Regions from separate parts of the Homo sapiens genome. Here region 1 is linked to region 2. Evidence: chromatin loops called from intact Hi-C (ENCODE). Cell type or tissue: natural killer cell. All regions are shown on one strand. Each heading gives the region's core, and the rest is flanking DNA. Links, peaks and the distances in the headings are about the cores only. Region 1 overlaps MCCC2 (methylcrotonyl-CoA carboxylase subunit 2). Region 2 overlaps BDP1 (BDP1 general transcription factor IIIB subunit).

Evidence for each region. A loop is a pair of places that touch in the nucleus more often than their neighbours do. Peaks named below come from ENCODE experiments on the same cell type or tissue, not always from the same donor. Only the 100,000 strongest peaks of a DNase experiment are listed, where the experiment ranks them.
Region 1: it touches region 2 in a loop (5-fold over the local background); 2 of 110 quality-filtered maps call a loop at or near these places.

What each region holds. Positions count from the first base shown.
Region 1 is chr5:71,599,058-71,603,454 of GRCh38, forward strand. It overlaps MCCC2 (methylcrotonyl-CoA carboxylase subunit 2), which reads left to right. Exons shown (of 17, transcript NM_022132.5): 4 at 602-703; 5 at 3,449-3,576. Among named protein-coding and RNA genes, the nearest start is that of MCCC2, 14 kb to the left of the region's middle. In natural killer cell, for the core only: a CTCF peak has its summit at 2,288; DNase peaks (open chromatin) are centred at 2,294 and 2,774; H3K27ac peaks cover 2,050 bases.
Region 2 is chr5:71,532,079-71,536,475 of GRCh38, forward strand. BDP1 (BDP1 general transcription factor IIIB subunit) reads left to right here. Exons shown (of 39, transcript NM_018429.3): 26 at 230-349. Among named protein-coding and RNA genes, the nearest start is that of MCCC2, 53 kb to the right of the region's middle. In natural killer cell, for the core only: no CTCF peak of the experiment used is centred there; a DNase peak (open chromatin) is centred at 1,743.

The DNA.
Region 1 (4,397 bases), core at 130-4,129, 67 kb after region 2:
TCCAAAAGTTTTTAAGAGATGGGGTCTTGGCTGGGCGTGGTGGCTCATGCCTGTAATCCCAGCACTTTGTGAGGCCGAGGTGGGCAGATAACCTTCAGGTAAGGAGTTTGAGACCAGCCTGGCCAACATGGTGAAACCCCGTCTCTACTAAAAATACAAAAAATTAGCTGGTTGTGGTGGCGCATGCCTGTAATCCCAGTTACTCGGGAGGCTGAGGCAGGAGAATCGCTTGAACTCAGGAGGTGGAGGTTGCAGTGAGCTGAGATCGCGCCACTGCACTCCAGCCTGGGTGACAGGGCAAGACTCCATCTCAAAAAACAACAACAACAACAAAAAAGAGATGGGGTCTCACTATGTTGTCCTGGCTGGCCTCCAACTCTTGGGCTCAAACAGTCCTCTTGTCTCAGCCTCCTGAATAACTGGGATTACAGACTTGAGCCACCACACCCATTTTAGATTTTTAAAAATAGATTTTATATACAACATGTGTATTTGAAATATTGTCCCATTGAGGAAAAATCTTTTCCTTTTCCATGTGTAACTGTTTAAATGTGTAGTTTTTAATGACATTAATTCAAACAACATCCTTTCTTCGCTTTAGGTCTCCATTTCTGGAATTATCCCAGTTTGCAGGTTACCAGTTATATGACAATGAGGAGGTGCCAGGAGGTGGCATTATTACAGGCATTGGAAGAGTATCAGGGTGAGTATTCTACTTGTGCTTCATAATGTGGGTTGAGAAGAAGACTTTGATGAGGCACAGGCATCCAGCACTCACTTTGCATATTAGCATGCGATTTGTATGCTATTTATATTATGTAGGACTGGCTGGGTGTGGTGGCTCACGCCTGTAATCCCAGCACTTTGGGAGGCTGAGGTGGGTGGATCACCTGAGGTCAGGAGTTTGAGATCAGGCTGGCCAATGTGGTGAAACCCTGTCTCTACTAAAAATAAAAAAATAAGCCGGCATGGTGGCACACGCCTGTAGTCCCAGCTACTTGGGAGGCTGAGGCAGGAGAATCGCTTGAACCTGGGAGGCAGAAGTTGCAGTGAGCTGAGATGGAGCCACTGCACTCCATCCTGGTGACAGAGCAAGACTCCGTCTCAAAAAAAAAACAAAAAGATGTCTTTCCATGGAGACAAGGGCAAGGAAGGAGACCAGTCTTTATCTTTTAACTAGAGATGCTCTAGTACTGGATATTATGGCTGAAAAAAATTCAGTCATTTAATAGGTATAAAGTAGTACTTAATTATAAATTCTTTCTTTTTTCCTTTTTTGTTTTTTTTAGAGATGGTGTCTCGCTCTGTTGCCTAGGCTAATCTCGAACTTCTGGGCTCAAACGATGTTGAATATAGGCTAGCACATCATTATAATTTTTTTTTTTTGAGTTGGGGTCTTACTCTGTTGCCCAGGCTGGAGTGCAGTGACATGATCATAGCTTACTGTAGCCTCAAACTCCTGGCATCAAATGATCTTCCTGCCTTGGCCTCCCAAAGTGCTGGGATCACAAGCATGAGCCATTGCTCTGGCCTTTATTATAATTCAAATTGACCTTTCTTACATAAAAATTGTTGAATGGTTTATATCATCACTACTCTTTCTCTGACAAATGACAGATGAGCTGAATTTGCTCAAATTAAGCAAAAAAGAGGATATATTGATTCTCTTATCTGGTGAGTCTGGGCATGGCTGTATCTGGGAGCTCAAATGGTCTTAGGTATTACTAGGTCCCAGGCTGTTTTCTACTCCTGGCCCTGACTTGCTGTGTGTCAGCTTTGTTTCTAGGCAGCCTCTCTAAATCCAGAGGCAGTGATGGTCATAGGCAGTTCCTGGTTTATATTCTATAAGTTTAGCAGCTGCAGTGGAAGGCAAGATCTGCTTAGGCTTAGAGCCTGTCCCATTGCCGAGCCTCAGTGGGAACTCTGGGTAGAAAGACCTGGTCCCTGTGCCCCCCTTTAAGGCAGGCTCTGGGGTCAGTCCTACTTGAGCCACCTGGATTAAAGATAAGAGGCAGTTTCTGAAAGAAGGTTTAGTTTTGTTGCCAAAATAATAGATGCTGGGTAGGCAAAACCAATAGAAATGCAATCTAGTATTTTTGTGGGCCAATTTGATTTCTCATTCTGTAACAAGTCTGTGACCTTTAATAGACAAGCAGATATGGCTATGTCCCTTGTCCATGGTCACATAACTAACAAGTTGGCAGAGCCAGAATTTCAGTCTAACTTTGTCTGACTTCACAGCCTGGCCTCTTTCCAGTACCAGAGCTTCTTAAACTTTCTAGCGTAGCACCCCCAGTGGTAGGAAGTATGAGCACACACTCTGGAGTGTGAGGTTATGGCCCAGCAACCTATGAGAAGCCTACATTTCCTTTGAAGTCTAGTTCGTTTAATGTTAAATCATTAAAAGTTTGCATTCTACTCTATAAAATGTTCATTGCAGTGCAGAAAAAGGTTTTATATGACCTAGGGAATAAAATTGATGCTCAAAGAAGAGTCCTGTTTGTCTTGTGGCGAGCCCTGCTGGCCACATATCCTAGTATGAGAAGCTCAACACTACCCTGTGCTGGGTGTTCAGTTGCCGTTCTCTATTTTCAGCAGGGATTTAATGACTCACTCTTTAGAGTTGTAGGCAGCATAAAGTGAGGTAACACAAACATCAGAAACATAAAGAAAATTGAATTTTGTAAAGAGCACACTGTTGTCATCTCAGATTTCAAGGGTACCTCTGACCTTAAGGTTTCCTGCCAGTGCTGTACAGTTTCCCCAACCAGCTGTGGTTGTTGGCCGCCCTGCTCTTTGTGACTCATACCCAATAAACTGGTTTTGGTGAGAAAGGGCACTGTTGATGACTCAGGATACCTTTCATGTGTTTTTAGTATATTAAAGTTTGCATTCATTCTGACTTCAGTTAAGATGAACGTTATATTTTAGACTACATTTAGTTTTGTAGAAAACCATGGGGCTGTAATGTTGAAGAACAAGAATACAAAAAATAAATCTTAGTACTAAAGGTCAGTTTTCATTTTTGCAAAATACCCTCCTAAAAGGAGACTTTGAAGGTTTATTATGAGGGAATTCTTTTCCCTTGAGACTTGGATTTTTTTTTTCATTATTATTTTCATCTTATTAGGACCTTTTCATTCAAAGAACCATTATGACACAAGGCTTAGGTTGTTAGTTTTTTATTACTAATCTAGGACTGATGACTTTTCAAAAACCAAGTGTGAGTTTATAAACTTGTTAGAAGTAATTGTTTTGTATTATATAAATTAATATGTGAACTGTGATTAAAGTTTGCATTTATATCCTAAGACTGCTGTCTGCTAATGGATGTTAATAGTGATACGTACTAGAAGTTGAAGGTTGTATTGGGGTATCTTGTAATGAGTGTAATTAGTTTTGAAGAAATCTCTTAAATTCTCTCTCCAATGAAATTTCTGCCTTTCAGAGTAGAATGCATGATTATTGCCAATGATGCCACCGTCAAAGGAGGTGCCTACTACCCAGTGACTGTGAAAAAACAATTACGGGCCCAAGAAATTGCCATGCAAAACAGGCTCCCCTGCATCTACTTAGGCAAGTCACCAGAGTGGTAAAATAAACTATTATTAGCTGGTAAAATGCAAGATAGTTTGGAAGGCTGTATGTATTACATTTGGGATGGGTATTTTATAAACCTGTTGATTTCTCCTGTAATTATAAAGGAAACACAGGTTCTTTGCTGAAAACTCTGGGGGAAAGTAAACAAGAACTGTTCATAGTACTAGTGCATAATACTCATACATTTTGACGCATGCCAGTTTTTTTCTCTATGTGTTGTGTGGTTTTTTTTTTTTGTTCTCTAGATCCTGTTTTTCTTTTAACTTTATGGATCATACTATGAAAAAAATAGTAGCAAGTATTTATAGATCTCTTGAGTGCCAGGTACTGAGTTAAATGTGCAAGTATTATATAATTTGAGCAGATGTAATTTAAAGTAAATTTAATTTCCAGTGAAAGTAAACTTATATTTGAAATTAAAACACATTTAAATCAAAGAACCTGAAAGCAAAGCAGTTTAAAATGGGCCTTTCCTCCGGGCGCGGTGGCTCACGCCTGTAATCCCAGCACTTTGGGAGGCCGAGGCAGGCGGATCATGAGGTCAGGAGATGGAGACCATCCTGGCTAACACACTGAAACCTCGTCTCTACTAAAAAAAAATACAAAAAATTAGCCGAGCGTGGTGGCAGGCAGCTGTAGTCCCAGCTACTTGGGAGGCTGAGGCAGGAGAATGGTGTGAACCTGGGAGGCGGAGCTTGCAGTGAGCTGAAATCGTGCCACTGTACTCCAGCCTGGGCGACAGAGAGAGAGACTGTCTCAAAAAAAAAAAAAAAAAAAAAAAATGGGCCTTTCCTGAT
Region 2 (4,397 bases), core at 136-4,135:
CTTACTGGTTTTAATAGTCACAGCCACCTCAAAAATTTTAAATGTTTTACTTTTGCCAAGTTGCTGTCAGTCAATAAAAGAATTACTCCATTCCATTTTTTAAGTTATGTATGAATGTGGATTATTTCTTCATTTTAGCGTTTCATCTTACTTATTCATGTTGAAGATGAGGCTTTGTTTTGCTGTTTATAATATGCCAAAATGAAATGATAAAACTTTATTTTGACAGCTTGAAATAACTGTGAATGTCCCAGATGTAGGATGCATAGCTGTTGTTGAACATGAGCTACCAAACACAGATGTGACTACTGAAGAAATGAAACAAGAAGAAAATTTGAGTGTACCGTTTGTAAGCATCCATTTTAATATGTTTTGGCCTTTTATTCTTTGTTTACTTTGAAAAGACTGGAGGTTCCTTTTGATAGCTTTAGGTTTATAAACACTTTACTTAGCTAATTTCTCTTTGTAAGGAGCTGTTAGTCTGAGTAGTAAAAACTAGTGAAAGCAATGATTTTGTTTGTTTGTGGGCAGAGCTCTTAATATCCTCATAGACTTTTACATTAAAATTCAGTTGCATTAAATTTATACTAAGTATAAACAAGTTAAAATATATTCTGTTGCGTTTTATTTGCACTCTTCCATTATTGGTATTTATTTGCCTTTGCAAGCGGAGGCTTGAAATTGTAACTTTTTAAAAACAGCTTTATTGACATATAATTTACACACCATATGATTTTCTCATTATTTAAAGTGCACAATTAAGTGACTTCTAGTATCGTGCAAACATTATCACAGTCAATTTTAGGACATTTTCATCACCTCAAAAAGAAACCTTATTAGCAGTCACTACTCCTTTCCTCCCAACCCTCACTGGCCTGGGGAACCAATAATTTGCCTTCTGTCTTTATAGATTTGCCTGTTCTAGATGTTTCCTAGACATGAAATTATAAAATCTGATCATTTGTGTCTGGCTTTTTTCACTTAATGTAACATTTTTTACTGTTCATCTATGTTGCAGCATGTAGTGGTACTTCCTTACTTTTTGTAGCCTAATAATATTCCATATGGATATGGTACATTTTGTATATCCATTCATCCATTCATGAACATTTGGATTATTTTCATTTTTTGTGTGTTATACATAATGCTGCTGTAAACATTCATGTAGAAGTGTTTGTGTACAATATGTTTTTATTTCTCTTGGGTACATTTCTAAAAATGTAATTGCTGAGTCATATGGTAACTCTATGTTTCATCAGTTGAGGAACTGCCAAACTGTTTTCCAAAGTAGCTATACCCTTTTACATTCCCACCAGCAGTTTATGAGGGTTCCTGTTCTTCCATGTCCTTGCCGGCACTTGTTATTTCACTTTTTTTTTTGTTCGGTGGATTTTTTTTTTTTTTTTTGAGACGGCCTTGCATTGTCACCCAAACTAGAGTGCAGTAACACAATTGTAGCACACTACAGCTTTGACCTCCTGAGTGTAAATGATCCTCTCCACTCAGCATCCCAAGTAGCTGGGACTGCAGGTGTGTGCCACCATGCCCAGCTAATTTTTTTTTTTTGTAGAGGTGGGGTCTTGCTGTGTTGTTCAGGCTGGTCTCGTACTCCTGTCCTCAAGTGATACTTTTACCTCAGCCTTCCAAAGTGTTGGGATTACAGGCATGAGCCACTGTGTCTGGCTTGACTTTTTGGATCTAGCTGTCCTAGTGAGTGTGAAGTGGTGTCACATTGTGGTTTTGATTTGTATTTCCTTGGTGACTAATGATGTCAGGCACATTTTATGTTCCTATTGGCCATTTGTATATCATCTTTGAGAAATGTCTATTCAAATCTTTTGTCTGTTTTTCTTTTATTGTGCTATTTGTCTTTTTATTATTGAGTTGTAAGGAGTCTTTATATAATCTAGATAAAAGTTGCTTAGCAGGTATATGATTTGCAAATATTTCCTCCCTTTCTGTGGGGTTGTCTTTTCACTTTCTTGATTTCCTTTAAAGCAAAAAGTTTTAAATTTTGATGAAGTTCAGTTAATCTGTTTTTTCATTTGTTGCTCATGCTTCTGTTGTCAGATCTGAGTCCTTTGTCAAACCCAAGGTCATGAAGATTTACCCATTTTTCTTCTAAAAGATGATTTTTGCTTTTACGTTTAAGTCTTTGATCCATTTTGAGTTTATTTTTATACATGGATAACCTCATTATCCAACTTATGTCTTTTGCATGTTGCTATCCATTTGTCCTATCACCATTTATTCGAAAAGACTATTCTTTCCCCATTGAATAGTCTTGGCACCCTTATCAAAAATCAGCTGACCATAGATGTATGGGTTTATTTCTGAATTCTCAATTCTGTTGCATAGATCTATATGTCTGTTCTCATGCTGGTGATGCTATATTGATTACTGTTACTTTGTAGTAAGTTTTTTTTTTGTTGTTGTTGTTGAGATGGAGTCTCGTCTGTCGCCCAGGATGGAGTGCAGTGGCATGATCTCAGCTCACTGCAAGCTCCGCCTCCTGGGTTCACACCATTCTCCTGCCTCAGCTTCCCAAGTAGCTGGGACTACAGGCGCCCACCACATTTTGAGACGGAGTTTTCCTCTTGTTGCCCAGGCTGGAGTGCAATGGCGCGATCTTGGCTCACCACAACCTCTGTCTCCCTGGTTCAAGCAATTCTCCTGTCTCAGCTTCCCGAGTAGCTGGGATTACAGGCATATGCCACCACGCCCTGCTAATTTTGTATTTTTCGTAGACACGGGGTTTCTCCATGTTGGTCAGGCTGGTCTCGAACTCCTGATCTCAGGTGATCCACCCGCCTCTGCCTCCCACAGTGCTGGGATTACAGGCATGAGCCACCGTGCCCGGCCTGGGATTGTTTTCTTAATTTCATTTTTGGATTGTTCGTTGCAAGTGTGTAGAAATAAAAATGATTTTTGTATATTAGCTTTATATCCTGCAACTTCTTTGGTGGATTCCTTAGGATTTTCTATTTGTCAAATCATGTCATCTGCAAATAAAGATAGTTTTACTTCTTTCTGTATTAGTTTCCTAGGATCACTGTAACAAAGTACAGATGCTCCTCGACTTATGAGGAGATTATGTCCTGATAAACCCATCATAAAATAACAATTTTTTTTTTTTTTTTAAAGACAGAGTCTCACTCTGTTGCCCAGGCTGGAGTGCAATGGCGCAATCTTGGAGGCTCACTGCACCCTCCGCCTCCCAGTTTCAAGTGATTCTCCTGCCTCAGCCTCCAGAGTAGCTGGGATTACAAGCGCCCGCCACCACATCCAACTAATTTTTGTATTTTTAGTAGAGATGGGGTTTCACCATGTTGGTCAGGCTGGTCTCGAACTTCTGACCTCAGGTGATCTGCCCACCTTGGCCTCCCAAAATGCTGGGATTACAGGTGTGAGCCACCGTGCCCGGCCTAAAATAAAAAAATTTTAAGTCGGGTACTCTTTGCACCACAAACTTGATAGCTTATAACCACAGAGAATTCTCCAGGCACTTATGGAGATGAGAAAAACAAAACAAAACAAATTTATTCTCTCACAGCTTTAGAGTCTAGAAGTCTAAAATCAAGGTGTCACCAATGTTGGTTCCTTCTGGAGGCTCTGAGGAAGAACCATCCCATGCCTTTCTCCTGCCTTCTGGTGGTAGCCGGCAGTCCTTACCATTTCTCAGCATGCAGCAGCATACTTCCACCCTCTGCCTCCATTACCACATGGCATTTTCCCCTTGTGTATGTGTAACCTCTCATCTTATAAGGAAAGGACACCAGTCATATTGGATTAGCACCAACTCTAATCCAATATGACCTCATCTAAATTTGATTATATCTACAAATACCCTATTTTTAAATAATGTCATATTCACATTATTTGGGTTTAAGACTTTGACATATCTTTCTAGGGGACACAATTCAACCTTTGATACTTTCTGACCTGAATGCCTTTTATTTCTTTTTCTTGCCTAACTGCCCTGGCTAGAACCTATAGTTCAAAGTTTAATAGAAGCGAGAGTGGGCATTTTGGTCTTATTCCTGATCTTAGGGGTAAAGTATCCAGTCTTTCATCATTTATTTTTTTCATAATTGAGATTTTATTGGTTGTGTTGAGGATCAGTACACAATTCTTCACATTTATACCGAAAATCTAAAAAGCCATGTATTGTAATTATTTTTAAGTTACTCTGGTGACTTTCCAGCTTAAAATTTGGAGGCAAGTTTTCATTAAAAGGCTATCAAGTACCAGTATCCTTACATGTTGATAAACTGTTACATACTTCCACAATTTGCAGTTAAATAGCATATATACTGCATACTCAAATTTTCAGTCTTTCACAGCACATTAACAAAATTATTAGGAAAACAGGACTACCACAACCAAAGATTTATAGA